Regions from separate parts of the Homo sapiens genome. Here region 1 is linked to region 2. A link is a loop called in an ENCODE intact Hi-C map of the cell type or tissue named here. Cell type or tissue: Panc1. All regions are shown on one strand. Each heading gives the region's core, and the rest is flanking DNA. Links, peaks and the distances in the headings are about the cores only.

Region 1 (14,852 bases), core at 6,460-8,959, 77 kb before region 2:
GTTGGACGATGGGACGCCTCCTCCCCCTACCCCGTGACGGGGTCCTGGAGGGGCAGACTTTGGAGAGGAGCTGCTGAAGGGTGGTGGGAGAGCAGGCAGGGTGCCACCACAGCGCCACAGCGACACTGCTGCTGGGGGCTGGGTTCCATTCCCTCTGCCTCGAGATCATGGGGGGTACTTGGATTATTGTTCAGCAAACACCTGCTCTCTTCCCCCTCCACCCCTCCGAGGACACAAGCATGCTCTGCTCTGGATCAACAGTGGATCAATAATGGATTTCAAGCAGGCTGGGCTTGGCCTCTGCTGTCACTGTAAGAAACACACCCCAGGGGCCAGGCGCGATGGCTCACGCCTGTAATCCCAGCACTTTGGGAGGCCGAGGCGGGCGGATCACAAGGTCAGGAGATCGAGACCATCCTGGCTAAAACAGTGAAACCCCGCCTCTACCAAAAATACAAAAAATTAGCCGGGCGTGGTGGCGGGCACCTGTAGTCCCAGCTACTCAGGAGGCTGAGCCAGGAGAATGGCGTGAACCCAGGAGGCAGAGCTTGCAGTGAGCCGAGATTGCGCCACTGCACTCCAGCCTGGGTGACAGAGCGAGACTCCGTCTCAAAAAAAAAAGAAGAAAAGAAAAGAAACACATCCCAGGTAAGGCTGCCGGCCCCTGGAGGGTGAGAGACCTGGAGAGAGGTCTCAGCCCAGAGCACGGCCCAGAAGGGCCGATAAGCCTAGACCAGCTGGCCCTGACAGTGAGCAGGGATAAGTAACTGCAGCTCGACTTGTTACGCAGTGTTACTGACCCAACAGCAGACTGATGCACTTGTCCTGCACCCCCTTGCCGAGGTAAATCCTCCCAGGGCCTCAGCCTCCTCACATCCGAAGTTGGGAGAACAATGGTGCCTCCGCCCCAGGACGGGCTCAAGGTTGAGATGACTCAGCGCAGGGGAATTCTCTGCACACCCTGTCCTCTGTGAATGCTGCTCTTGTTCCTGACTTCCAGGACCAGGCGAAGGTGGCCCAGCTCCCTCCCCGCAGCCTGTTCCATGGCCCACGGTGCTGGGCGTGAGACTGCTCCCTGGTTCTGTGGGCTGGGCCCTCCCTCTGGGCAGGTTCTGTGGTGGGAGAGACAACAGGCTCGCTTTGTAACTCCAGCTGCCAGGTGCACACCCACTGTGTCCTCCAGCCCAGGCGCTTCCTGAAACTCCCCCTTGGTGCTCTGCAGCTTGTTTGCAAAGGTGCTACTTCGCCTGCTGAAATAAAGTGTCCCATTCAGCTCTCTACTCCCGCGTGGTCTGTTGGTCCACGATTTGCCCTTTGTGAGCAGCTAGCTCAGTGGCGTTTCCTGGAGACAAAGGCCCAGGGTTGAGGGTGCCGTGGAGACAGCGCTACCTAAGGAAAGGCGCAGCTACAGGGCACAGCCCCTTGCTGGGGGCGGCCGCCGCAGGGCCGGGCATCTGCCGACCCTCAGCCAGGTCTGGGATCACCCTCACCAGGGCCAGGCCAGTGGGGGACCTGCGGCAGACCTATAGGAGTAGGAGCTGCTCCAGGGCCCCAGCCGTTGCCCGTCCACGGAGGTCACGTTCAGGCTAAGCTGGGCAGCCCGGCCTTGTGTTGCTGGCCCCCAGCCGAGGGAGGAGCTACGGGAGGGGTTGGGGTGAGGCTGTGGCTGGGATGTGCAGTGCCCAGCGACGGAGGGTGCTGGACATGTGCCCGGCTACTGGACAGCAGCCAGGGAGCAAGTCACAACAGAAGCCGAGGGGGAGGATCCTGCATCCCCACTGCTCCAGAAGGTGCATCCAGCTGGGGCGCCCTCACCGTGCGGACACAGGGGCTCCCAGCTTTCTGTGCACGCAAGGCCACAGCAGGAGCTTCCCGGGGTCTGCAGATGACCCAAAGCAGAGTTCATTTTCTTCCAGTACCCTCTCTGCTTCTAGAACCTTCCTCCAGCCCCATTCCAGCGCTCACTCTGGCCGAGACCCCTGCCCACTCACTGGTTGGTGGCCGGCCAGCCGCCCACCCCACGTCAGCAAAGCCAGCTGCCCGTGGCCCGAGGATGTGTCCTCGCCATGTTCCTACGGCCAGTCCTCCTGAGGCCACCGTGACCCCGAGGGGTCCCGTGACGGGACAGGCAGCTGACCCAGCACTGGCCACGCGGCCACCCACTGGAACAGGATGAGAGGAAGCTCCCGGGCAGCAGAAACCAAGCCACCCTCCCCTAGTCACCCCTGCATTTGTCATGTGCCTCCTGCATCTGAGGATGCCCTTCGAGGCCCTGGGGGTGGGGGGTGGGTGTGTCCTCTCTCAGACTAAGGAATCCGTGTCTAAGGTGCGGCTGCCCTTGGGATTTTGCAGGGTGGGTGACGTGCAAAGGGTGGGTGATGTGCACAGGGTTGGGCCTAGGGTAGAATTTGGGCTCTAGGGGACTCTGAACAGAGCGGAAACGTAACATCCAGACGTTCAGGGGCCTGGCTTTTGGGTGCAGCCTCCACCTGGCAGCAGGTTCTGTTCAGGGACAGGGGCTGAGAGCTGGCGCCTGCCCCAGCCTAGTGAGGATGCCAACGAAGGCAACTTCTGCTTTTCTTGAGGAAGAAACTTGGCTTTTGACTGGCCGGATTCAATGATTTTTCTTCCCTCCGAAACATTCCCTCCTGTCACTAGACTCTTTTCTTTTTGATATCTGTTTCTTTCTTTCTTTAACAATGAGCTCAGCACAAGGGGTGTGTTTGCCACCTGTCAGGAGGCAGCTAAGGGCTTATTGTAAGAACTTCTTTTCTTCCCATGGCAGCACTGGGGGAGAGGCCATGGCTGTCCCCATTTTATAGAGGAGCAAACCAAGGGCCACAGCCGTCGGTCACCTTGCTAGGAAGAAGAGGAGGGGAATTTAGGCCCAGCAAGCCGGTGAGCGGCTGGAGCTGTCAGCTTGGTGCTGGGCTGGGCGCCAGGAAGGCCTTGAGTGCTGGAGGGGCTCTCGGTGGCCTCAGAGTGTCTCTATAACCTCCCATTCCCACTCCTGTGCTCTGCAGTAAGCTCTGGGGCTCCCCACTGGGAGGGTGGCTGTGCTCCTGCCCCTTGGGGACTTCCTGGGGGCAGAGGTCTGAGCCATCTCCAGGGCCGGCCCCTGCAGCGCTCAGTTTAGGTGCGATACAAGGGTCTGGCTAGCCAGGTGTGGGGGCCGGTCACGGGCTGAGGGTTGAGGGAACCGTAACATTTCTGGACGCGTTTTTCTGTGGAGCAGGCAAGGTGGTCTGGTCAGGGTGGTGGTCTCCCCTGGGCCGTGGCAGGGGTATGGGGACACTGAACCACAGTCGTGGGGTCCACGGCCCAGTTCCAGTAGCCAATCAGGGGCACATGGTCCTGGTTCTTACCTTGGCTCATTGAGCAGCTGTGCCCAGTGCTGTGGGGTCAGGGGTGACATCCCAGATGGGTCTCCTGGATTTGGGCTGAAAGATCAGTCTTGGGGTACCCCCAGGGTCAGGGTGCTCAGAAACCCCCATGGTGGGCCTGGCCTGCCTTCCTGGCCTGCAGCCCTGCCTGATGCCAAAAGGTCACTGGGCCAGTCCTTGCCCACGGGCCCCTCCCCACGGTGAGACCTGCCCCACTTGAAACTTGCAAACATGGAAACTTGGCGATCTGACCCATGGCCTGGCCCAGCACTGCGACCTGATCCTGCGGCCCTGTGGGCCCCGGGCTCCCCATCGAGGTTGGGTTTCTAGGCTGCCTCAGCCTGTTCCAGCGAGAGGCGCTCGGGGTACGCTGGCCCAAGCCCCGCTGAGGTGCCTCCCAAGGAGGAGCCTGTGACCCTCAAGTGCAGGGGGTTGCAGATGCCCGTGAGCTCTGTCTCCCTCGTGAGTGGCCTGGGCACTGCTGCACGCGGGTGGTGGGGGCTGTGGCCCACCAAGGATTCAGCCTGGTAAGCGGCAGTGGGTGGGAAGGATGGTGTGGGCTCACTTGAGGGTCATGGGAGTCCGAAAGACTGGGGGACAGACTCAGGCCCGGGGAAGTCACATCCACAGGGACATCAGGTGCCCCCCTTGGGCCACCAGGACCAGACACATAGCACCCTGGACTCTCATCTCACAGTGTGGATCTGTGCACACACAAACATAGACACAGATGCACACAGATAAACACACACAGAGATATACACAGAAATACACACAGACATGCAGATACACAGAGACACAGATGGAGACACACAAATATGGAGACACACACAGATACACACAGAAATAGACACAGATACACACAGACATACACAGACACACAGATATGGAGACACACACACCGACACACACACAGAAATACCGACACACACAGCCAGCTGCTCCACCTTTGTGACCCCACCACCTCCTCCAGGGGCCCACCCTGATTGACTGAGAAGCTTTTGCTCCTAATTTGCTGAAATGAAGCCACCAGCGCTGGGGGGAGTGTGGCCCCGTGTCCCTTGAGCTCCCCGTGTCCCTTGCGCTCCCCGTGCTGGCCTCAGAGACCACATGTTCTAGCTGCATGAACAGCCAGCACACGGATAAATCCGTCTCCAGAGGGTACTTTTCGTGCAGAGCCAGTCGGCTGGGCCCTTTTTCTCCCTGCAGGACACCCTGTGTCTCTGTGGGAGGAGGGCAGTGATGCGGAGTGGGGAGTCCTCCTCAATCAGATAACATTGTGTCTCCCAGACGAGAGGCCCATGAAGGTCAGGGAGGGCACAGGGCTCTCGGAGGGAGTGTCTGGGGCCAATGTCACAACCTCTGCTTCACGCCCTTTCCAGACACAAGCGCAGACACTGAGCAAGGAGGAAGGAAGCTGAGACTCTGCGGGCCCGGGGACTGGCAGGAGCTCTTGTCCATGAGTTGAAGCTGTAGCACCAGGGTGGGGACAAGCCGGGCCCATGGTTTCCAGGGCCTCTGTCCTCCGTCCACCTGAGAGTTGTGCCTTGAGACAGGAGGCACTGGGCAGCCAGCACAGCCGCACTTTGAACAGCCATGCAGAAGCCTCCACCCAGGCAGCCCCTCCTCCCAGGCTGGCCGCACCATCCTTCTGATGAAGAAAAACCAGGTTCAGCCCTCTCTTATCGGGACACAAAATAAGGGCCCTGGCGCACCAGAGCAGGGTCATCCCCCTAGGGTGCAAGGAGGTGTTTTGGCCTCTAAGGACACAAAGAGCTGAGTGGAAAGACCAGCCCCTTCTAAGGGGGCGCGTAGAGGTGGATGTAAAGGGCCCCGCCCAGAGCTGGAAAAATGCTGGCCCCAGGCCACATCCTGGAGACTGAGGCTGCGCCTACTGGGAGACCAGGAGCCTTTACCTTTGCAAGGAGCTCCTGGGTGGTCCCAGTGAGTAACGCCCTGAGAGGTTACACCCATATCTCTCAGGAGTCAGGCTCCTGCCTCTGTGTGGAGCATAGTTCACAGAGACTGGTGCATGGGACACAGGCCACTCAGGGACAGTAGGGTAGATCCAGCTCCAGGGCCTGAGGAACAAATCACCTACTCATTCATTCACTCATTCTTTCATTCACTCATGAACCCATCCATCCAGTAATCCACCCACCCATCTCCCCATCCATCCATCCATCCATCCATCCACCCACCCATCTATCCATCCATCCATCCACCCACTCACCCACCCATCTGTCCATCCATCCATCCATCCATCCACCCACTCACCCACCCACTCATCTGTCCATCCATCCATCCATCCATCCATCCATCCAATCATACATCCATCCTTCCATCCACCCATCCTTTCACCCACCCTTTTATCTACCCACCAACCCACCCATCTATCCATCCATCCATCCATCCACCTAACCATCTATCCATCCTTGCACCCACTCATCTACCCATCCATCCATCTATCCACCTACTCACCCACCCACTCATCTATCCATTCATCCATCCACCCACCCACCCATCCTTTCACCCACCCTTCTATCTATCCACTTACCCACCCATCTATCCATCCATCCATCCATCCACCCATCCATCCATCTGCCCATCCACTCACCCACCTATCCATCCATTCATCCATCCATCCATCCACCCACCATTCATCCATCCATCCATCCACCTATCCACCCACCCACCCATCTATCCATCCATCCATCTATCCATCATTCCATTCACCCATAAATCCATCCATCCACCCACTCATCTGTCCATCCATCCATCCATCCATCCACCCACTCTTCAGATAGAAATCTATCCACCTACCCACCCATCTATCCATCCATCCATCCATCCATCCATCCACCCACCCAACCACCCACCTATCTACTCATCCATCCACCCATCCATCTACCCACCTATCCATCTATTCATCCATCCACCCATTCATCCATCTACCCATCCACCAATCCATCCATTCATGGTACGGGGATGTGCAGAGAATGAGATACCTTATGTGGCTGGGGACACAAAGGGAAACCTCCCAAGGTAGCAGTCCTGAGACGTCTGCCATCAGGAGGGAAGTGAGAGGCACTGAAGGGGTGTGTAGGGAACCCAGGGAAGGTCAGTCGTGGGGTGGGCAGTGCAGGGAGAAGAAGCATGGGGGAAGCACCTGCCCATCAGGTTGATGCCAGGGGTTCAGAGCAGTTAAGAAGAGCCAGGGCCGGGCGCGGTGGCTCACGCCTGTAATCCCAGCACTTTGGGAGGCCGAGGCGGGCGGATCACGAGGTCAGGAGATCGAGACCATCCTGGCTAACAAGGTGAAACCCCGTCTCTACTAAAAATACAAAAAATTAGCCGGGCGTGGTAGCGGGCGCCTGTAGTCCCAGCTACTCGGGAGGCTGAGGCAGGAGAATGGCGTGAACCCGGGAGGCGGAGCTTGCAGTGAGCTGAGATCGCGCCACTGCACTCCAGCCTGGGCGACAGAGCGAGACTCCGTCTCAAAAAAAAAAAAAAAAAAAGAAGAGCCAGAAGGTGTTCAGGCAGAGGGACCCCCAGGCTACCAGCGTCAGGAAATAAATGACACAGATTTGCAGAGAGAGGCCGTGGTCAGTCCTGCCTCCAGCTTCCTGGCCAGCCCTGCCTGCCCAGACATCTGAGTCAAAGTAGCCTCTGTCTTCTGTTGTTATTTTCAACATGTGTGCCTGCCACTTACGGTCCAGAAGGTGATGATGACAAGCACTGAAATAACCTTCTTGATCCAGGTGCTTCCTTTCTCCACAAAGGCCTCCCTCAACCTAGAAGGCTCCGTGGCTCTTTATGGCCAAGCAAAACCCTGAGTGGTTTCAGGGCTCTTGGTAGCTCCTGCCCACTCCACACACACATAATCTTAGTCCCATCCTCCCTGCTACAAATTCCTGCAAGTTTCGTACTCAGGAAATGCAGCTGGGGATGGGCACATCTGGGTACCAGGTGCTTTCAGAAGAAGCAGGTGTGGTCAGGGTGCAACTTATGGCAAAAACAGAACTTTCGGTCAAAAATGTCCTGTGCATGGTGACTGAGCACCACCTTGCGGACAAACTGCCAGTGAGCCGAGCCCTCCGGGACAGATGCTGGCAGTGGGGGAGGTGGACTCCGTGTAGACAGCTGCGTCCACCTGCATCAACACCACCCCAGAAAGCTCGGTCCTGGCCTTGCTGTTGGCCCTCGCCCAGGGGTAATATTGGCCTGGCCATCTCTGTCCCAGGCATGCTTTGCCTGCTCCAGAACCCCACAGGACAGGGCCCCCGGCTTCCCGTCTCCTCGCCCACCGTGCTCCTGACATTGCGTCCACAGCTCCGTCCACAGCCCCTGCCCCTGGTGCTGAGCAGCACTCCATGGCACAGATGTGCCACAGCTGCCAGTCACGCTCCTGAGCCTGGACTCTGTGTCATCTCCAGTTTGGCGCAATTACAATATTGAAACACAGCGGCCACGAACCTTCCTGTGCCTGCATGTGGGCAGATGTCTGCGTCCATTTCTCTCTGGTAAACACCAGGGGGAGCCGCTGGGTCACAGAGTAGAAGGATGTTGCATTTCCTGAAAAAGTGCCACACTCTTCCAAATGCCTGTGCCCTTTCCCACGCGTGGGGCCCCTGCCCATTTCGTAAGGCAGATCCGCCTCCATGCCGCACTGCCTCCTCCGTATTTTTGGCATTCGGTTGCTGAAATAGAACAACAGCCATCTCTGCTCAGCACTGTCCATTCTAGGAACCTGCAAGCATTTCATATACATGATGCTATTTTGGCAGAATCCTTAAAAACACAAGTGTTACTACGATGGACAGATGAGTAAACTGAGGCATAGAGCAAGAGATAACTTGCCTGTTTCTGCTTGTTGGTGTTGAGCTCAGTTGCCCCAACCCCCATCAGGCTGGCCCTGACACAGAGGCCTTGGTCTCCCTCAAAAACCATGATTCTCAAGGTCATAAAGATCCCAACACACGCCCCATCACAGGACCCCACCGCACAACTTCCTGAAATGACCACCCCCCAGCCACCGCCCAGAGGCCCCGTGTGCAGCCCTGACCACCAGGCCGGCCCACTTACAACACACAGGATCTATTTCTAGGGACCCAGGGCCTTAGGCTGTTGCGTCAGCCCAGAGATGGTGCGTGGCGAAGCTCCCAGTGCAATGAGAAATTGTGGTCTTGATTTGTATCCAACCAGACGTTTAATATCCGAGACCGTGCCCTGTGGTATGATGGTTGGCGGCAGGCGCTCTGGAGCCTAGTTGGCTTGAGGCCTAACTGCTGCTCTGGCAACGGTGCCCAATTTTCTCAAAAGTGCGATCGTCCGTAACGATAGCACCAGGGTGGTAGCTGTGAGGTTTGAGAGTCCCAGCACCTACTGGGACTAGAGAGCCCCAAACACCCAACGATGACTAAGACTCCTGAAGTCTGCGGGTGCCTGGAAACGGCGTGAGGGACGCCTGGGCCCTGGACAGAGCTGCCTCCTCCTGCCCGTCTTGCCTTGCCGCCTCCCCGCACACTACCAACATCCCCAGCTCCAGGGCCCAGGTGGATCCACGGGTTCCCCACACGGCCAGCTCTCCGGTGTCCTGGGGTTGGTTCAGTGATGCAAGCATCACCCCGTTGGGATCTGTCATGTCTGGGATTTCCAGGAGGGATCACGAGATTAGAAACGTGGCCGAGGCCTGGTGCTTCGTGGACGAGAGCTGTGGGAATCGCATTAGGGTCTGGGGAGGTCAGGGCGGCCCCTTGTGCCCCAACCCCCAGAGGACCCTCTGGTTCCTGGAGGCAAGCCCGCCATGCTCATGTATGACTCTGGAGACCAACCACGCTGGCGCAGGGGTGGTGCAACTCAGGAGGCGAGAGCCTCACTGATGAGGAAAATGTCACCCTAATGAGGAAAGTGCCATGTACCTGGGTAAGGTGGTGTCTGCTGGAGACTGGAGACTGCGCCTCCCAGCCCAAGCCTGCCGAGCACGGGGGCTCCTGGGGGGCATGGCAGGGCATCAGCCCCAATGAGGACAGGACAGCCAGGGTCTGAACCCTAAAGGCTACAGCAGGGAAGGAGGGGAGGAGGGAAGGAGGGCCGGGGGCTGGCCATGACCGGTGTGAGACATGGCCTTGGTGTCTGTCCCCCGCCAACAGACCAAGTCGGGTCACAAAAGGGCCTCCGTTTCAGGACAGCTGGCTCAGAAGGAGAACAGAGCACAGAGCCTTTGGTGAGGGAGCAGGGCCTGAGACAAGGCCGGCCCTCCTGTCCTGGACGTCTCGTGTCCCTCAGCTCATAGCCCTGTCCACTAAAAAAGGAGTCAAGCTTTTAAATAAGGGAAGTTCATCTTATTTGGAAGTTTTTCTGAGCACTGCAGCCCGGGAGGGGTCTTTCAGAGGCACATGGTCAGGCTGCTGCGGAACAGTCCCAGCTCCTGGCACAGCTCTGGTGATGCAGCTCGAAATGTGCACAGAAGTCACGGAAGAGCAGAGTCACACGGAGCTGCAGTGGGTTACAGAGAACGTCTGGATTATAGACGCAGAAGTCACGGAAGAGCAGAGTCACACGGAGCTGCAGTGGGTTACAGAGAACGTCTGGATTATAGACGCAGAAGTCACGGAAGAGCAGAGTCACACGGAGCTGCAGTGGGTTACAGAGAACGTCTGGATTATAGACGCAGAAGTCACGGAAGAGCAGAGTCACACGGAGCTGCAGTGGGTTACAGAGAACGTCTGGATTATAGATGCAGAAGTCACGGAAGAGCAGAGTCACACGGAGCTGCAGTGGGTTACAGAGAACGTCTGGATTATAGACGCAGAAGTCACGGAAGAGCAGAGTCACACGGAGCTGCAGTGGGTTACAGAGAACGTCTGGATTATAGACGCAGAAGTCACGGAAGAGCAGGGTCACACGGAGCTGCACGTGGGTTACAGAGAACGTCTGGATTATAGACGCAGAAGTCACGGAAGAGCAGAGTCACACGGAGCTGCGTGTGGGTTACAGAGAACGTCTGGATTATAGAGAACGTCTGGTTACGGAGAAAGCCTGGATTGTACTGAATGTCCGATTACAGAGAATGTCTGGTTGTAGAGAACGTCTGGATTACAGAGAATATCTGGATTAAAAAGAACATCCAGGGCCGGGTGCGGTGGCTCACGTCTGTCATCCCAGCACTTTGGGAGGCCGAGGTGGGCGGATCACCTGAGGTCAGGAGTTTGAGAGCAGTCTGACCAACATGAAGAAACCCCGTCTCTACTAAAAATACAAAATTAGCTAAGCATGGTGGTGCATGCCTGTAATCTCAGCTACTAGGGAGGTTGAAGCAGGAGAATCGCTTGAACCTGGGAGGTGGAGGTTGCAGGGAGCCAAGATCTCACCATTGCACTCCAGCCTGGGCAAAAAGAGTGCAACTGTCTCAAAAAAAAAAAAAAATCTGGATTATAGAAAACATCTGGTTACAGAGAATGTCTGGATTATACAGAATGTCTGGTTAGAGAGAATATCTGGTTGCAAAGAACATCTGGATTATAGAGAAGGTTACAGAGGACAACTGGTTATAGAGAAAGTCCAATTACAGAGAACTTCAGTTTACACAGAACATCTGGATTACAGAGAACGTCCAGATTATACAGAATGGTTACAGAGAATGTCTGGTTACAGATCCCAGAGGCATAATTACCAACCCTGCCAGACCTTATCTCGTGCAGGACACAGCAAGGACGTGAGTCACGTACCGTCTTTAAGGAATGGAGTGGCTCAGGCAGGAGTCGGGGTGACGCATTGTCAGTTCATTGTGTCTTCAGAGCATCTTTCCAGCAAGCGGCAGTCATCACAGTCGGGTTGAGAAATGAGGCTGCAAGTGGCAGTGGGCACACACGGCTCCTCGTGCTGCTCCTTTGCCTCACAGCCCCCTTGTTCTTGGTCCTACAGCATCTTCCTGCATCGTCCACCCTCCACCCTGCTGCCTGTCCCCATCCTTGGTTGAAGTGGATGCCCAGATCCCACGAGTCTAAATATTCAGTTTTAAATCTCAGGACAAACTGTCACATAAAGTCAGCTCTGGGCCGTCACAGTGACCCACAAGGCCAGGATCCAGGTAGAATCTTGGCTCTCCGCATTCAGAATGGGATCTCTGGCCCAGGCCTCAGGGGGACAAGCTGCCCCCTCCACCCAAGCCCTGAAGGCTCCAGGACGCGCACCCTCAGTCCTCACACTGTCATGGGTGTGTAACCTGCCCCAGCACTGTCCAGCAAAGAGGGAGACCCAGCAAAGTGGGAAATGGGAAGGTGGCCTCCTCTGCCCCACCCCATCCCCCAGCAGCCTGGGGAGATCAGGAACACGGCGCTGCCCACAGAGGACCCTCCTGGCCCACCGTCCCCTCGTGGCGGGTATCTGCCCTGTGGGCTCGTGAGCTCTGACTTGACTATGGGCGGTGTGGGGGTGTCCACAAGGCTGTGCGTGGAGGCATGAGCCACCTGGGTGACCCCACCACAGGGACGGAAGCCAGCAGCATGGCTGGGGTGGGAACACTGCCTGGCTGGTACCCTGATTCCCCACCTGGATCTGGGGAGTTGGGCCTCTCTGGGGAGGCTTCCCTGACCAAGTGCCATGGGATCCCGGGATGCAAGGAACTTCCCGTCACCCTATAATGGCCAGTAGGTCCGGGGCTCCTCGCAAGCCCTCCCCTGGCCGAGGCCCCCTTCCGGTCCAGGATTCTGCAGAGTGACCAAGACCCGGGAGAGTCAGTCCGGAGTAGAAACCACCATACGGGCCCGGCCTGGTGGCTCACGCCTGTAATCCTAGCACTTTGGGAGGCCGAGGTGAGTGGGTTGCCCAAGCTCAGGAATTCGAGACCAGCCTGGGCAACGCGGTGAAACCTCGACTCTACTAAAATACAAATTAGCTGGGCATGGCAGCGTGCACCTGTAATCCCAGTTACTCCGGAGACTGAGGCAGGACAATTGCTTGAACTCGGCACGTCCGGAACTGGTTCCTTCCGGTGGGTTCTTAATCTCACTGACTTCAAGAATGAAGCCACAGACCCTCGGGTGAGTGTTGCAGTTCTTTGTGTCCGGAGTTCCTTCCGGTGGGTTCCTGGTCTCGCTGACTTCAGGAGTGAAGCCACAGACCTTCACAGGGAGTGTTACAGCTCTTACAGGTGGCGCGTTTGGAGTTGTTGGTTCCTCCCAGTGGGTTCGTGGTCTCGCTGGCTTCAAGAATGAAGCTGCAGACCTCTGCGGGGAGTGTTATAGCTCATAAAGGCAGTGAGGCCCCAAAGAGCAAGCGGCAACAAGATCTATTGCAAAGAGCAAAACAACAAAGCCACCAGGGTACCGAGAAGGACCCAAACGGTTTGCCACTGCCGGCTCGGCTACCAGCTTTTTATTCCTTTATTTGACCCCGCCCACATCCTGCTGACTGGTCCATTTTACAGAGTGCTGATTGGTCCATTTTACAGAGTGCTGATTGGCCCATTTTTACAGAGTGCTGATTGGTACGTTTACAAACTTTAGCTAGACACAGCACTGATTGGTGCATTTACAAATCTTTAGCTAGACAGAAAAGTTCTCCAAGTCCCCACTAGACCCAGGAAGTCCAGCTGGCTTCACCTCTCACCGGGAGGCAGAGATTGCAGTGAGCCGAGATCGCACCATTGCACTCCAGCCTGGTCGACAGAGCGAGACTCCATCTCAAAAAAATAAAAGAAAGAAAGAAACGGCCGTGTGGGGTGGATGGTCGTCAGGGTCCGCACTGCAGAGACCCTGGGAGCTCCTGTGCCTGGTGGGCAGAGAGTGCCCACCATGGTGAAGGGGCCTGCATCTGGCCTGACCAAGGACCAGGCCAGCTGATCGCTGCTCAGTGGACTTGGTGTGGACAGAGGGTAGGGAGGCTCCACAGGCCCTGGCCGCAGGCACCTCTGGGAAAGCATATCCACATCATCTTCCACCGTGAGGCGGGTGGCGACCAGAATGCAGTCAGTGTCTTGTATAAAACCCAGCGCGATGCCTGTGTTGCTGCCCCATGTCCCCAGCGGGGAGAAATCGCTGGGTCTGAGTACTTGAGGATGCAATTCAGACTGTCAGGAGGGGAGCGCCCCACCCAGCCCGAGGGGCCTCGTCCCACCCGTGCCCAGGGACACACGTGGACGCAGGTGGGGCTGAGCCGCCCCTGGGGTACCGTGGGCACTGGGGCACTGCTGGTGCCATCTCCCACCTCAGGCCCCTCCAAGGGGTGTCCCTGGGCTGCTTCCCCTCCCTCTGCTGGGGGGCTGCCCTCTCCCTGAAGCACCCCCAGTCCCTCCCCAGCAGACTGATGCCGAGACTGAGGCAGAGGCTGAAAGTCATTTCCAAAAGGTCCTCGGTGACACTGGAACTCGTTCTGCTTGTTAAAAATTTCAAACCGGAACGAGACTTTGGAGCTTATTTTGTCCAAGCCTTTTATTTTTCAAAGGAGGCAACTGCACTGAGAGCGTTAGACTCAAGGTGCCTGGCACTGACTCAGGCTCCAGGGCACCCCCTCCCCGGGATGCCCCACACGAAGCACCCGTCCCTAGAAGGTGGCCCCAGGTTCGTGGTCCCATCTTCAACCCCAGGGTTTACTGTCTCTATATTCTCTGCCGTGAAGTCTAAGGGCAGCTCAAATTTCATAAACGGAGAAACAGTCCTATTTGTCGATTCTCAACTGCCTTTATCTCCAGAGATCCCGTGAGAGCAGGGATTTGTGGAATGACTCACTGTGTAGCGGCGTCTTCTGGCGGTGGACGAGGCCGGGCGCACGATTTTCCCCGTGGGTGAGAGTGCCCTCTGCTGGTCCATCCAGACACCGCTGTCAACAAAGTTTCCTGAGGAATGGTCACCTGGCTCAGCTGGGGGAACCGGACTCCCCATTCTATCCCATTCCGTGCCCCACCCAGAGTCTTAAGCTAGACCAAAGCTGATTTTTCTCCCACACTAAGAATATGCCCGGGGCTGGTATAGGGCACCAGGTGTCGGGAATGCAGGCTCTGTGAGTCTCGCCAAGTCACTGAGTTACCATTGCAGCACAGGCTTCCTCCTGATGGCCCAAGGTGGCTGCTCAGGCTCCAGCCCTCACATGTGCCTTCCAGGCAGCCAGAAGGAGACATGAGGAGGGGAAGGGCCTGTCCCTTCCTTTAAGAAAACTCCTGGAGGTTGTATTCACACTTTTGCTCACCTGTCATTGACCTAAACATTTTCCTGTGGCCACGCCTGGCTCCAAGGAAGCTGGGGAGCCAGGGGGTCTAGGAACAGTGAGAGATGCTCATGTTGACAAAGAATGTGCCCGCCAGCCACAGAGCAGCTCCGCCCGGTCCTACACTCACCCTGCATGCAGCTCCATCGCTTCTCTCAGTGCTGGCGGCTCCAGAGCTTCTGGAGCTGCAGGATGCTTGGAAAGAACATAGACTCAAGGAAAGTGGCGCCTGGAGCCTGCAGCCACTGGTGAGATGGGTGGAAG
Region 2 (14,852 bases), core at 4,815-7,314:
GTTTCCAGGGGCTGGTGTGGGAGTGGGCACCTGGGTATGGGCATGTCTGCCCGGAGTCCTAGCAAAAGACAGAGGACACCTTCCCAGGCCCCAGAAGCAGAAAAGCCAGGCTCCGTGCATGGCATCCCTGCCCTCGGGGCTTCAAATCACCCAGAACCGCCCGGTTAGAGAGGGCACAGTAAACATGCCCATGCAGGAGCTGCTCAAACCCATCTCCAGCCCCAAAAAACCTGCCAGCTACGTTCTCATGTGCGCCTGACAGCCACCGGCTCATTCGGCCACATCCCGGACAGGGGCCTGGCATTTGCCGTGTACAGAGCTGCCACTCCACACCTGCACACCTGCGTGGTCCTACCCTGTTCCTGGTGTCTGTACAGGTCACACTTGCTCACGAGTGTCCCCAAAGCCACCTTGGGAACGTTCTGGAACAGTCAGGGCCACCAGCTCATGTGGTTTGCCTGCTGAGTGAGACGCTCTCCCTGACTCATTCCAGATGCACATTCTCCAGAACCCCCGGGTGTGGCTGGACGCAGCCACCCAGATATTCTTCTCTCTGTCCCTGGCCTTCGGAGGACACATCGCTTTTGCAAGTTACAACTCGCCCAGGTAGGCAGTCGGGCTCAGCTGTCCAGCCAGGGAAGCTTTGGGGAGACGCCCGAGCACTTCCTGATCTCAGGATCACACTGTGGATCCAAGGGTGGCCTTGTGTGAACCTGAGATAAGAACCTCACGCCACAGTCTGGGCCCTCACGGCAGCTCCCAGCACGTCCGGAGCTGGCTGCAGGAAGACAGCCTGGATAATCACACCCAGGAACCAGGGTGTAACTGGGCACGATACCAATCAAAATGCACATGACACGTGGGGCCATAAAAGCCTCAATGGTCACCTGAAATAGACTCAAGGCCCGTTGGTGCCGACATGAGCAGGTGCTGCTTTTATGATATCTTAATATGCACAGATCCCTACAAAGTGCAATTCCACGGATCATAAAGTGCATAGCCCAGTGCACTGTGATGAACCTGAAACAAGCCTTATTTCCCGTGGCTGCCAGTATTTCTGCCCCCTTCGGAGGCAGGCAGTTTGCATGAGATGGGAGAGGCAGGTTGGTCCCTGGGCAGCTCTGCCCGCTGGCGGCCTTTAGGGAAGGAAGTGCCAGCTGGGACGCCAGGGAAGCTTTAAATGTTTGTGATCGACACCTTACTTCCTTGAACTCACACTGGAGCTGCACTTGTGTGCGTTTCTCCTTTGGAGATGATTTTCCAAAACATGTACATTTCAGATCCTCTATGAATGCCCTGCCTCTCAGCTCCCTGTGGGCCTAAAGGCCTTGGTGGGGGTGTGAATGGGTTTCAGACCCTTAGCAGCCTTGAGCTGGGGCTGCTGGAGTAGACTGTTGGGGGGATCTGAGGCCATTCTGAGACTCCAGGACTGGCAGCAGCAGCCCTTGGGTCAGAGAAGGGGCATCCCAGGCGGGAGAGAGGGTCAAGGAGGGAAGCCCCCTCCTCACTTCCTCCCCTGGATGAGGCCCAGTTACCTCCTGCAAAGCCTGTGATGAGCGTGCGTTTGTGCCCAGGAATGACTGCCAGAAGGATGCGGTGGTCATCGCCCTGGTCAACAGGATGACCTCCCTGTACGCGTCCATCGCTGTCTTCTCTGTCCTGGGGTTCAAAGCAACTAATGACTACGAGCACTGCCTGGACAGGTGAGCACAGGTGCCGCGCCTGGCTCTGTGGGGCACAGCCGCCAGACAGGTGCCTGCCGCACCGAGAATCCCAAGGCATGAGGAAGGGTGGCGTGGGCACATTTCATTTCTGTAGGGGTGTGGAGTGAATGGTGTCCCCAGAAGGTCACTTCCACCCAAAACTTCAGAATGTGACCTGGTTGGAAAAGGGTCTTTGCAGATGTAATTAAGTAGGATCGGTCTCTCTGGAGTAGGGTAGGCCCTAAATCCAATAACCACAGTCCTTATAAGAAGAGGAGACAGACACAGAGGAGGAGGCCACGTGAAGACAGGCAGAGGTCGCAGCGCTTGTGGCCACAGCCCAGGGATGCCTGAAGGTGCAGAAGCTGGAAGAGGCGGGAGGAGTCTCCCGTGCAGGCTCAGGAGGGGCGCGGCCTGGCCACACTGGGATTTCAGATGTCACAGTACTCCGGAACGGGAGAGGATGATTTCCCGTGGTTTTGAGGCACCATTGCTGGTCGTTTGCTGCGGTGGTCCCAGGACCTGATGCAGTTAGGTTGTCCCCTGCACAGGCAGCTGCCTCGTCAGACCCACGGCCCTCTTAGAGCACCCAACTTGCTTGTGAACTACCTTCAGGTGGGTCCTTGAGAACCCACTGGGCAGACAGCACGTCCCTGCAACATGGGGTGACTCTGACCCCACCAGGGTACATCTGGCAGTATATGGAGACATTTTTGATTGGCCACACTTGTGTGAGGGGTGTGCCTGGCATCCAGTGGGTGGAGGCCGAGGATACCTCGCAGCACCCTACAGTGTCCAGGACGGCCCCACCCAGAGAGTGACCAGCCCTGAGTGTTCCAACCCCAGCCTCCTGTGCTTGGGAGCAGGGCAGCACGTCAGCACTGCACCTGATGGCACTTTTCAACGGGGACGTCACCAAGAAAACGCACACAAAAGTGGAAAACATGGCACTCACAGGCCACAGAAGGGACAGTGTTTTACAGGATGAGCCGGGTCAGGGAGGACGGTGATTTATAGGATTTACAGGATGAGCCGGGTCAAGAAGGCAGAGCTGGGCTTTGTTCAGCCCCAGCCGGGGACGTGCATGGCGGGCAACTCTGATTTCTGCTCACTCTGAATGTCGCAAGTAACTGTAAAAGTGCGCAAATATTGACGGGGTTACAAGCACATCTCAATGAGCAGGCGGATAAGGACCAGCCGTGCGCACAACGCCCTGCGCCGTGCAGCCCAAGCTGGCCTCGTGTGCCACATGGGGCTAGAAGTGAGGGGAGCGAGGTCTCTCTCTTCAGGATTGTTCTAGGAATAGCTGGAGCCCCAAAAAGGTGTTTGCTGGTATCCATGTGTCCCGCCCTTGGCTGTCTGTGCTTGAACCTTAAGCCCTGAGGACAGAAGGAGCCTTTGGCAGTGGAGACAGAAGGGTGGGCGGGTGGGCTGAAGTCCTCCCAGCAAACCTTCAGAAGCCCAGGTCCTTGTCTGCAGGGCGGCCCCACAGGGCGAATCAGGACCCACCTTCGAAGTGAGGAAGCTGCCACCACCCCCACCCCCTTTGCACCCATGGGGGAGTGCTCCCCTTCCAAACCCAGGGGGGTAGAGAACAGCTTCTCCCCTCACCCGGCAGTGTGCATGGAGTAAACCATGCCCCTACCAGTGCCGCCCTGTCACAGCACAGACGTCCACACGATCCCAACAGGGGCAGGAGGCGTCCACACGATCCCAACAGGGGCAGGAGGCGTCCACACGATCCCAACAGGGGCAGGAGGCGTCCACACGATCCCAACAGGGGCAGGAGGCGTCCACACGATCCCAACAGGGGCAGGAGGCGTCCACACGATCCCAACAGGGGCAGGAGGCGTCCACACGATCCCAACAGGGGCAGGAGGCGTCCACACGATCCCAACAGGGGCAGGAGGGGCCCACACGATCCCAACAGGGGCAGGAGGGGCCCAGCCCTCCCAGGGATGCTGTGCTTCGCAGCACCAACCAAGGGTTTCTCTGGATGTGTTTGGGAACCAGGGCCATGAGCCCACAGTCCTCTCTGTCCCCGCAGAAACATCCTCAGCCTCATCAACGACTTTGACTTCCCAGAGCAGAGCATCTCCAGGGACGACTACCCAGCCGTCCTCATGCACCTGAACGCCACCTGGCCCAAGAGGGTGGCCCAGCTCCCCCTGAAGGCCTGCCTCCTGGAAGACTTTCTGGATAAGGTACCTGCACACCCCCTGGGGTAGCCAGGCAGGGCCGTCCACAGGAGCACCAGGGCCGCACTGGCTGTGTCCCACTGCCAAAGGCTGCAAACAATTCCCACAGACCCAGGGCCAGGGCCTGTGAACCAAGAACCCCAGTCTATCTTTGTCTCAGGTTGCCAGGCCTCCTGGAAAGCCCGAAGTCCTGGGGGCAGCTGTGTCCAGCAGACGCTGCACCCAGCAGTCTTGGGGGTTGGGCTGACCCGAGAGAGTGGGCATTGCTGGTGCCCAGACCCCAGGAGAGGGGGTGGCCAGCATGAGGGTCACAGTGCCAGGGCATGGCTGGGGTCAAGCCACACTCAGGGCCAGTGTATGCCTGGACCTAGGGGCACCAGGCAGGGGGGCACAGCCAGGAGGCAGGTGTGGGATGCATCTCAGGGTGCCTGACTCTAGGCATAAAAGGCGCTGGTTTCTAGGCCCAGCTGCCTGCTGTGGGTTATTAAAGGGGAAGGACCCTCCCCTGCAGAGTTGCGCTTGCAGCCTCGTCTCCCAGAAGGCATGGCCAGCCCTGAGCCACCTCAGCCCGACACCAGGAGGGGTGATGTGCACTCGTGTCCTCGGCCTGGGAGAGTGTGTGTCCTGCAGGCAGGCGTGTGTGTGTGGTGGAGTGTGTGTGTGCGTGGCCTGAAGCCCGGGGCTCCGTGTATTGCAGAGTGCCTCGGGCCCGGGCCTGGCCTTCGTCGTCTTCACGGAGACCGACCTCCACATGCCGGGGGCTCCTGTGTGGGCCATGCTCTTCTTCGGGATGCTGTTCACCTTGGGGCTATCGACCATGTTCGGGACCGTGGAGGCGGTCATCACACCCCTGCTGGACGTGGGGGTCCTGCCTAGATGGGTCCCCAAGGAGGCCCTGACTGGTGAGCGCACAGCTCCGCCGCCCTGGAGGACCCGTCCCCAGCATCTGACTGTCCACTCCCGCCCGCTGTCCAGACGCCCCTCCTGGATGGAGAGCGCAAGGGGCCAAGCCTGAGTTCAGGGAAAGGCTGAGCCAGGCTACTCCTTGCTGACAGCCATCAACGGAGAGCCGAGGGTCGAGGGAGGGTCAGGGCTGCCCCTCCCCCACGGCCCCGGAGGCCACATCCCCCATCTGGAGCAGGAAAGCAGGTCCTTCCTGCTCCTTGAGCACAATACAGGAAAGAGACTGGGGAGGGCAGGGATGGAGGGTGGGAAGCCGAGAGAAGTCTCCAGCCCAGGTGCCCTGGCCCTCCCCGCTGTCCGAGGGCAGGTCTGCCTGGCTGGCTTCCTCCTGACCCTCCCCACACCTCCACTCCCCATCCCCTTACCCCCCACACCCCTTTCCCACTGCCCCAGGGCTGGTCTGCCTGGTCTGCTTCCTCTCCGCCACCTGCTTCACGCTGCAGTCTGGGAACTACTGGCTGGAGATTTTCGACAATTTTGCCGCTTCCCCGAACCTGCTCATGTTGGCCTTTCTCGAGGTTGTGGGTGTCGTTTATGTTTATGGAATGAAACGGTGAGCTGCCGCCCCGCCGAGTGCTCCTCTGGGACCCACCAGGGTGGGACAGGGAATGGCTGCCGGGCACAGGTTCAACCCGCAGCTGCCCAGACCGCCGAGAATGTTCTGCCCTGGGGAGCTGCCGAGGCACCAGAGGGTGCAGGTTGGACCCCAGTTAGGGTCCGATCCTCGGCTTGGAGTGGGTGGACCTTCCACAGACCATGTGAAGCCTGAGCCCAGCATCTGGTGCAGGTTCTGCGATGACATTGCGTGGATGACCGGGAGGCGGCCCAGCCCCTACTGGCGGCTGACCTGGAGGGTGGTCAGTCCCCTGCTGCTGACCATCTTTGTGGCTTACATCATCCTCCTGTTCTGGAAGCCACTGAGATACAAGGCCTGGAACCCCAAATACGTAGGTCCTTCCGGTGGGAACCTGGGAAGTCCTGGGACCCCTCGGGCTTGGTCTGGCCCCTACGGTGCCATCCGGTGCCCGACGACCCATGCGGTGCACATTCACGTGCTAGTGACAAGGTGGCGTGGTCACTTCTGCCTGGCAAACTGGGAAGCCAGGGATGTGAACAGGATGGGCTTTGTGCAGCGCCCGAGTGCCCGCTGGGATCAGAAATGGCATGGGGGTGACCATGGGCAAGCGCCTGGTCAGTGGAGTGAGGACCTGAGCAGTGCCCAGAGCCCAGGGACCCCACAGGGCCCTGGAGCTCCTCCTTGGGGATGTGGCTTCATCCTCCCTGCCTGTGTCCTGCCCATGTGGCATGGGGACGGGCAGCCGGACAACGGCCCATTCCTGGTCTGTGACAAGAGAGGTTGTGCACAGACCCCTACTGCCACCCAGTGGGTCAGTTTGGCTGGAGGCCGTTTCCACACAAAAGCCTCCCGAGGAGAGATCAGAGTGCCAGCCACACTCCGAAAACGCCTCAGGGGCTCCAAGCAGCGCCAGCCCCTGACATACCATCTGAGTCCCCACTGGTGGCCGCTCAAAACCTCACCATGCCACCCCTTCTCGGGAATGTGGACGCCACTCCTCTCCAAATGTGTCTTGGAAAGTCCCTCCGTAGCAGAACACCAAGGGCAGGTGAAGGAGGAGTGACCATGTATTTTTGAAGAATTTCCACGGTACCTGCAGCCGGGTGGGTGGTGCCACCCAGTGTATAGGGGAGAAAGCTGGGGACACGGCCTCCAACGACGCCCAATGGGTTGAGGCCATGTAGCCCCTCTGGTTCCAGAACACAACACCTAGGCCTACCTCGGGGAGGCCCCAGCCCCAGGAGAAGCTCAGCCCAGGTCCCCAAACTCCTGGCCCGGAGGGGCGGTGGTGAGCGGCCACACGGCCTGGCCACTGCTCTGGCCGTGCCTTTTCCATTCCCATCCAAGTCCGGGTGGGCAGGTGGCTCTTGCCCCTTGGATTGAGGAGCACGGGGGTCAGCCTCACGGCCCAGGGTGGCCGGCGCCAGCTAATGAGGCTGTGGTCCCGCAGGAGCTGTTCCCCTCGCGTCAGGAGAAGCTCTACCCGGGCTGGGCGCGCGCCGCCTGTGTGCTGCTGTCCTTGCTGCCCGTGCTGTGGGTCCCGGTGGCCGCGCTTGCTCAGCTGCTCACCCGGCGGAGGCGGACGTGGAGGGACAGGGACGCGCGCCCAGACACGGACATGCGCCCGGACACGGACACGCGCCCAGACACGGACATGCGCCCGGACACGGACATGCGCTGAAGCCGGCCGGAGCGGGGCCTGCATGGGCGGGTCTGTGGGGGGGCTTGGCCTGATGGTGGGCGGGGCCCCGCCCACAGGGCCGACCCCAATACACCAGCGACTCAACCTTGATGCCGCTGTGTACGTGTGGTTACTGCTTTCCTGACGCCCGGGCAGCGCTGCTGCTTGGGGCCCGCCCCTAGGGAGGTCTCGCAGGGCCCCGGCATCCCTGCTGAGCCCGCGGCCTGGGCGTCCTGCAGCGGCTGAGGTCCCTGCGCTTGGCCGGGCTGGCTCAGGGATCTTCGCAGGTGCGGGGCTCCCGGTCTCACAGACTCTGAACCTAGCCTGGCTGGTCTCTGGGGAAGAGCGGCCGCCCGGGTGGCTCAGGGGGCCGCCTGCACCCCGGCTCCAGGTCCCAGGCGGGCTGTCCCCCTACAGCTCGCAGGCGGCAGGGGTACCCAGGACAGATGCTTCCTCCCGCCTGGGAGCGGGGGCCTGGGGTCTGGAGTCTGCGGTCTGGCTGACCCTTCCTGAAATTTCTGAGAAACACTGTAGGTTGCCACTTTTATTTTCCCAAACTGTCAAACTGTATTAAGGAGGTACCAAAAGGCTCCTGCTGTCCCGGGGCAGAGGGGCGACAGGCAGGAGCTCGCTCACGTGGGGCAGTCACCCGCGCCCCGGGCGCCAAGCGCACTGTGCAGCCCCCGTCCAGCCCGCCCTGCTCCAGAGTACCCCGGCTCCAGGCGCCACGCGCGTGCTTCCCTCCTCCCTCTCCCTCTGTTCCCTCCGCCCTCCTCCTCCCTCTTTCCTCCCCATCCTTTTCCCTCTCCTCCTTCCCCTGCAACAGCACCACGGAGCCAGGGATCAGGTCTCTGACTCGCCACACGGAGGGAGGCCCCGCAGGTCCTGGCTTCCTGCCGCCGGGAGGGGCCCTGTGAAGACCCAAGGCACCTGCTCCCGCTTTGGAAAAGGGCGCCTGGCCAGGCAGCACTGTCCGTGGTGCTGAAAAATCCCAGCATCAAGGCGCGGCCGCGGTGCCAAGCGTCCATTACACGCATTCTTGTTGGGAACCCGTCCTTGACCAAGGCCAGCCCAGAGTAAACAAAAGCACGTGCACCGCTACCCACCTGCAGATAAGCTGAGTGCTAAACATGCAGTTAACGCCAGTGCACCCCACCCAAGCGCATCCTGAGCCCACAGTGGGGGAAGCTGCCCACCTAAACGTGTCCTGAGCCCACGGCAGGGGAAGCTGCCCACCTAAGCGTGTCCCGAGCCCACGGCAGGGGGGGAGCTGCCCACCTAAGCGTGTCCTGAGCCCACGGCAGGGGAAGCTGCCCACCTAAGAGTGTCCCGAGCCCACGGCAGGGGAAGCTGCCCACCTAAGCGTGTCCCAAGCCCACAGCAGAGGGGTGCTGCACTTCGTCCCTCCGTCCTGCAGTTGTGATGCCCCCCACACCGGTGGTAAGGCAGGGGGACTTGAGGATGAACATGTCACAAAGCGAGTCAGTCCACTGTGAGATAAGGCTGCTGCAGAGGACAGTCTGGCATCCCCCAGTTCAGCCTCACAATCTTGCCACAACTCCATGCCTTGGGCCTAATAGCCAGCCTCTTCCATTGTAACTGACACAAACAAACTCAAACCAAATGGCCTTCACCAGCTCTCAGAACTGGCCAAGTTCAGGGTGGGCTTCAGGCCCTACTGGACCCAGGAGTTCACAGGATCCATGGGACTCTCTCCCCACACTGTTCAGCTTTTTTAAGTAGGGCGTCTCTGTGACCATTCCAAAATCCTTTTGGTTCATGATCTGGGTGAGATGCTCCCCCTTCAGAGTCTAGACACGAAATTGCAGGGAAAAGTGATTGCAGAGCCTGGAGGGTGGGGTGGAGGGAGGGGTGCTTCCCCAAAGGAAAGCCTCCAGCAGCCAAAGCAACAGCTGCGTTCCATGGTGTCACCCACTCACAGAGCCTGGAGGGTGGAGTGGAGGGAGGGGTGGTTCCCCAAAGGAAAGCCTCCAGAAGCCAAAGCAACAGCTGCGTTCCATGGTGTCACCAACTCACAGACGCAAAAGGTAGAGTAACCTGCTCAGAAGCAAACACTGCCAAGGGCGTGTGTCCCCAAAGGCAGCTCTTGGGACACCTTCCCCAACTCACCATAGGGCCTGCAAGTCCTGTCGTTGACCCGGACGAGAAAAACAGGCAGCTGTTGGCAGCAGGGGTGCTGACAAGCCACTCAGACTTATCCGAGGTTACATTTTGCGTCAATACCATACTTAGAAAATAACTAGGATGTGAGCAGGTGCCCCCTGCTCCCACCCTGGATCAGACTTTTGGGTGTAGCACATCCTAACGAGGGCTGGGGCTCTGCCCAACACTCTGTATGGGGGGAGCTAGAAGCAGCATCTATAGCCCCACCCTGAAGCTTCAGAGTCCTTGTCCAGCTGACGAAAAGGGAAGGGGTGGGGGGCTGGGACAGAGGACACAGTGGACGCTCAGCCCTCCAGAAAATGCCACACCACCCATGTGCCTGATGCAGCCATGGATAAAAGTGGGTAGAAAGGAGGAGGGACAGAGGTGGCCCAATAGGTGATGACAGGTGGACAGACGGACGCCACAAAGGGAGGCAGAGGTGGTCTGTCCCATCACATTGCCAAGGTTGTTCAGGGACAGGGGCTGAGGCCTCATGGGCTGTGGAGGTACCCGTGCACCATCGAGGGAGGGGGAGACAAGGGCCAGGCGGCGAGAGCAGAACTGGAGGGACTGACCCTGCGTGGCCACGCCCCATGCTCAACACCTTCAACTTGTCCCTCACCCTTGGGAAAAACATTCCAGGGGCGGGTGTCTCAGACTGGCCAGTGTCGGGACAGGAACAAAATGCTCCTATCACCTGACCAGAAGTGGCTGGAATAGAGGATCTGTAGCTCCACAGGGGCTCTCCCCTTCCAGGGGCCACCGTGTTGAACTGGAAATAAAGCCGGCTGCAAATGAGGCCAGCCGGCCCCAGAGATGGACACAGCTCCCATGACCATGGTGGTCACATGAGGACAGGCTGTCCCGTGAGCGGGTTCCTGGCAGAGGGTGACCCCAAGGCTGCTTTGCCAGGCACAGAGGAGTCAGGGAGCACTTGATGGGAAAACGAGGTTCAGGGCCCAGTTTTCAAAAGCCTGATGGGGCTCATCCTCAGGGGAGAGTCTGAGGTCACCAAGAACCAGGGGAGAATGCGTGAAGGACATAAGTGCAGAAGGAGAAGTGAGGCGGGAGGTCATGGAGGGCGCAGTCAGCACTGGAGCTGCCCCAGGACTCACCCACCCAGCTCCAAGGGAAGCAGCCCCTTCCAGCAAGGGTGGGCCTGGACCTGACAGAGAGGACCCCGCTGCCACGGCCAGGGAGCATGAGTCTCCCGTCCACACTGGGGGCTGGGGACTTACCACTCCAGGTGGCGAGCCCGGGGCTTCGTGCTGTGTCAGAGGAGAAAGCCAGCCAGGCCCCCTCCGGCAAGACTCGGTTCTTTCATGCCTGCATGAGGCTGAGGTGAGGCCCAGGCCTGTCGTGATGCTCGCTCTCTGGGGCCGCAGAAATGGGACCATGGAACCTGTGCATCCAGATGGCACCTTGGAGACCTGTCCGACCCTCCTGCAGGCCACAGCGGAGTGCCCAACACCAGGCTCCACAAACCTGGGTGACCTGCACTCGCCGGGGGCCCTGGTCAAAGCTGGATCCAGGGTGAAGAGGCTCCATCCCTTGCCCGTCAGTGTGAGGACTCCGCCAGCGGCCTCGGCCATTGGAGCTGGATGGGCACAGGAGCCCTGCTGCCCCAGCACACACATTTCATCATGACCCCAGGTGACCAGCACGCAGGGAGGCTGGCAGCCCCACTGTCTCTGTTCCTTTCTCCCTCTCGGCAGCAACTCCACCTGAGCTGTCCCACAGGATCCCCAGGGGTGGGCTGAGAGTCACTCTGAGAACTGTCCCTGTATTCATTTCCCTGTACTGCTATTCCATTTGCTGCTGTGACGAATCACTGCAGCTTAGTGGCTGAACACAAACGCATCATCTTACAGCTCTGGAGGCCGGAAAGCTGAAACAGGTCCCACTGGCCTGAAATCGAGGCGTGGGCAGGGCCGTGTGCCCTCAGGACCGGGGAGGATTGCTTGCTTTTCCAGCATGGAGCGGCTGCCCCCATTCCTTGGCTGGGGACCCCCTCCTCCATCTCAAAGCCAGCAGTGGCCAGTGGTCCTTCTCACGTCCCCTCTCTGACTCTCCCCTGCCTCCCTCTCTCACTTCTAGGGACCCTTGTGGCCATATCAGGCCCACCAGATAATCCAGGATGACCTTAAGATCGGCTGACTGGCAGCCGTGATTCCACCTGCAGCCTCCACCAGCCTCTGCCTTGCGGGTGACACATTCACAGGTTCCAGGAGAAGGACGTGGGCATCTTTGGGGAGGGGCTGTAATTGTGCCTGCCACAAGTGCCTGGGGCTTCTGAAACCCACCAAAGTTTGGCAAGCCCCCTGCACAGCATCCTTCCCAGGTGGGCACCTGGCACCAACATCGACGGTTACAGCAGGTGCAGGACCGGCAGGAGCGTGGGGCTGAGGCAGGAAAACAACCACTCCCTTTCAGGGGTCCTGGCTGGTGTCACCCACAGCCTCCACCCTTGCCTGCTTCTCCTCCCTTTCTGCTTTGAACTCACTCGCTCCATACACGCTTGTCTGTGGAAGGAAGCTGCTTGAGATGAAGTTCAGGCCTAAGGAAGTCCAAAGAGCTGGGGTTTTTCTTTCCCTTTAAAACTTTGTTATTTTCATTTTGCTCTGAGATTTGACAGTCTACCTAGCACCTAGCAGGCCTCCTTCTCCTTCTTTCTTCCTTCTTCCTTCTTCTTCTCTTTCCTTCTTCCTTCTTCTTCTCTTCTCCTTCTCCTTCTTTTTTTTTTTTTTTTTTTGAGACAGGGTCTCACTCTGTTGCCCAGGCTGGAGTGCGATGGTACAATCACAGCTCACTGCAGCCATGACCTCCCGGGCTCAAGCGATCCTCCCACTCAGCCTCCCGAGCAGCTGGGACTACAGATGCTGGACCCCACGCCCGGATAACTTTTTGCATTTTTTGTAGAGATGGGGTCTCCCTATGTTACCCATGCTGGTCTCAAACTCCTGGCCTCAGACAATCCTTCTGCCTCGGCTTCCCAAACTACTGGGATGACAGGTGTGGAAGCCACTGGACCTGACCTTACATAGTGGTTTTTAAAAGTGCCAGGCAAGGGCAGTGGCTCACACCTGTAATCCCAGCACTCTGGGAAGCTGAGGCCGGAGGATCACTTGAGCCTGGGGGTTTGCGGCTACAGCGAGCCATGACTGTGCCACTGCACTAACAACCTGGGTGACAGAGTAGACACCATCTCTAATAATAATAATAATAATAAATAAAAACAGACAAATAAAGTAGGTGCTTAGTGAGTTAAGCCATATCAAAGCAAATACCTTTTTTAAGGGTCTAATACTTTAGCAAAAAATATAAGTAATCCTGAGTAAAATTTCAACAAAAAACACCCGGAGAAACAGGAATCTGGAGCTTTGTAGAAGATGGATAGCTGAACAATGGCCTGACCTGTTGGTCTGTGATTCAAACCCAGGTGTGCCTGAGCAGCGGCCTCTGCTCCTGGGAGTCCCCGCCCTGTTCTGTCCAACCTCCCACTGAGGTCGTCCGCCCACGGCGCCCGGGGCCGCTCCCTTCCAGTTTGCAGGGCAAAGGCGCCCCCAGGCCGGCTGCCAAGAGCCCCTCCTTCCTCACAGCTCCTATACGGGGGCTCCAGGCACCAGAGTGCATTTACGACACAGTCTGTGGACTTGGGCCCACCATAAACACATTAGGCTCGGTCACTCAGACATTCTCTGAAGCAGCAGCAATAAATGACGCCATATCCAGTGGCCATAAGCCCCCACCCCGACACCAGGCACGTCCGGGCTGCACTCAAACCAGAAGCCCTGTCCAAGGTGCACTCAGTAGGACCCGGCCATACCATAAGGCCCCACCAGGGACCTGCTGGAAGGCTCTGGAGCCACTCACGCAGGGCCCTCGGTTTCGTGTGGCCCAAGCCAACTTCTGAGGAGGGGCTGTTTCTTCACCCCAAGACTGCGTCCCTCTGAGCCGCCCCTCCTGTTCTCTGCAATCCTTCCAGTTCCTTCTGCCTGAGGAAGGACGTATGTCCAGCTCCACTGCGAGCCTGGCACCCGCCCTGGGAGGTAAGTCTGGATGAGACTAGGAGATAAGAGGATAAGAGATGAGACTGGGAGATGGTAAGAGGATGACAGATGAGACTGGGAGATAAGAGGAAGACAGATGAGACTGGGAGATGATAAGAGGATGAGAGATGAGACTGGGAGATGATAAGAGGATGAGAGAGCATCACCAGCCCCACCCTGAAGCCTCCTGTGTCCACACCCTCCACTGCCCCACCCTACCCACCCTTCAGAGATCAGAATCCTGGTCTACTCTTAAGAGAATGGCCAGAGGCGGAATGTGACTTTCAACCTGAGTTGGGGCGTTCAGGAGGAGGAATCCTGGATTTTATACAGGATGGTGTCATGCCCCTGCCCCCCACCTCCATGAAAGCTGATGGCCCAGAGGATGTGCACCAGGGAAGCACATCCGGATCCACGGCTGCAGGTGGGAGGCAGGGGAGGAGGGGGCCCAGCCAGGCTTCCCCATCTTCCCCGCCACCCAGACCAGCCCCCCCCATCACCCCTGCCACCCCAGCTGGGGCCCCCATCATCCCTGCCACCCTGGCCAGGCCCTCCATCATCCCCGCCGCCCAAGCTGGGCCCCCAGCATCCCTGCTGCCCTTCGGGCCTGGACTTACTGTTATGTCTTCCAGGGTGGGGGCTCCCACTGTCTATCCCCTACCCTCCTTCCCCTCCTGCCTCACAGCATCAGAAACCTCCCAGGCCCAGCCAGGCCATGGGCCCGCACTGACCACAACCCCATTCACTCATAGACTTCCGTAAATGCACAGCCAGGCCATGGGCCCGCACTGACCACCACCCCGTTCACTCACAGGCTTCTGTAATTGCATACAGTGGTGTCTATGCAGTGCACATTAGGATTCAAACATGAGATTTTTTTCAAAACTGAAAAACTCATATATTCAGTATTTTACTCCCACAGCACCTCCCCCCAATTTGACCCACAGGGACCCCCATCCAGGTGCAGGGTCCTCGCCTGTGTACAGGGCACACCTTTGGTCACTCCAAATTCCCAGAGCTCCCAGGGTCCTTCTCAGGGTCTCCACCTGGATGGTGGGGGTGGAAGGCAAAGGAGGGCAGGGCGAGGGGTGAACAATGGCGAATCTGGGGATGGACTATTCCTATGTGGGGAGTGGAAGCCGGGCTCCTGGTGAGGAAAAGCTGGCCCTGGGGTGGAGCCGAGCGCCAGCCTGTGGGGAAGTGAAGACGGCAGGTGTGCTGGACACTCAGCCCTTGGCTGGACACTCGCTCAGGCCTCAGCCGGACACTCAGCCTTCAGCCGGACATGCAGGCCTCGGCCAAACACTCACTCAGGCCTCAGACTCCCAGCGGTGCGGGCCTGGGTGTGGGCCGCCCCTCCCTCCCTGGGACGTAGAGCCCGGCGTGACAGGGCTGCTGGTGTCTGCTCTCGGCCTGGCTGTGGGCGGGTGGCCATCAGTCCAGGATGGTCTTGAAGTCTGAGGGCAGTGCCGGGTTGGCTGCGGCCTCCAGGGCAGTCAGCGTCGTCCCCGGGAG

The links. Hi-C counts contacts between places; a loop is a spot of excess contacts. Peaks named below come from ENCODE experiments on the same cell type or tissue, not always from the same donor. Only the 100,000 strongest peaks of a DNase experiment are listed, where the experiment ranks them.
Region 1: a loop joins it to region 2, with 2.4 times the contacts of the local background. A loop is called at or near these places in 9 of 110 quality-filtered maps.

What each region holds. Positions count from the first base shown.
Region 1 is chr5:1,160,411-1,175,262 of GRCh38, forward strand. It overlaps LOC124900189, which reads right to left. Exons shown (of 8, transcript XM_047417960.1): 6 at 14,719-14,852; 7 at 14,114-14,220; 8 at 12,686-13,068. It overlaps TERLR1 (TERT regulating lncRNA 1), which reads right to left. Exons shown (of 5, transcript NR_109911.1): 3 at 14,719-14,852; 4 at 14,114-14,220; 5 at 12,686-13,068. Among named protein-coding and RNA genes, the nearest start is that of TERLR1, 11 kb to the right of the region's middle. RefSeq lists enhancers at 7,146-7,667, 7,668-8,187, 9,424-9,593 and a cis regulatory region at 9,509. In Panc1, for the core only: CTCF peaks have their summits at 7,463 (motif pointing left) and 7,873 (motif pointing right); DNase peaks (open chromatin) are centred at 7,411 and 7,901; H3K4me3 peaks cover 610 bases; H3K27ac peaks cover 453 bases.
Region 2 is chr5:1,238,957-1,253,808 of GRCh38, forward strand. SLC6A18 (solute carrier family 6 member 18) reads left to right here. Exons shown (of 12, transcript NM_182632.3): 6 at 494-606; 7 at 1,575-1,703; 8 at 3,751-3,907; 9 at 4,599-4,803; 10 at 5,258-5,417; 11 at 5,652-5,811; 12 at 6,892-7,233. The coding sequence ends at 7,122. It overlaps TERT (telomerase reverse transcriptase), which reads right to left. Exons shown (of 16, transcript NM_198253.3): 16 at 14,211-14,852. The coding sequence ends at 14,772. Among named protein-coding and RNA genes, the nearest start is that of SLC6A18, 21 kb to the left of the region's middle. RefSeq lists a promoter at 13,372-14,030. In Panc1, for the core only: no CTCF peak of the experiment used is centred there; no DNase peak of the experiment used is centred there.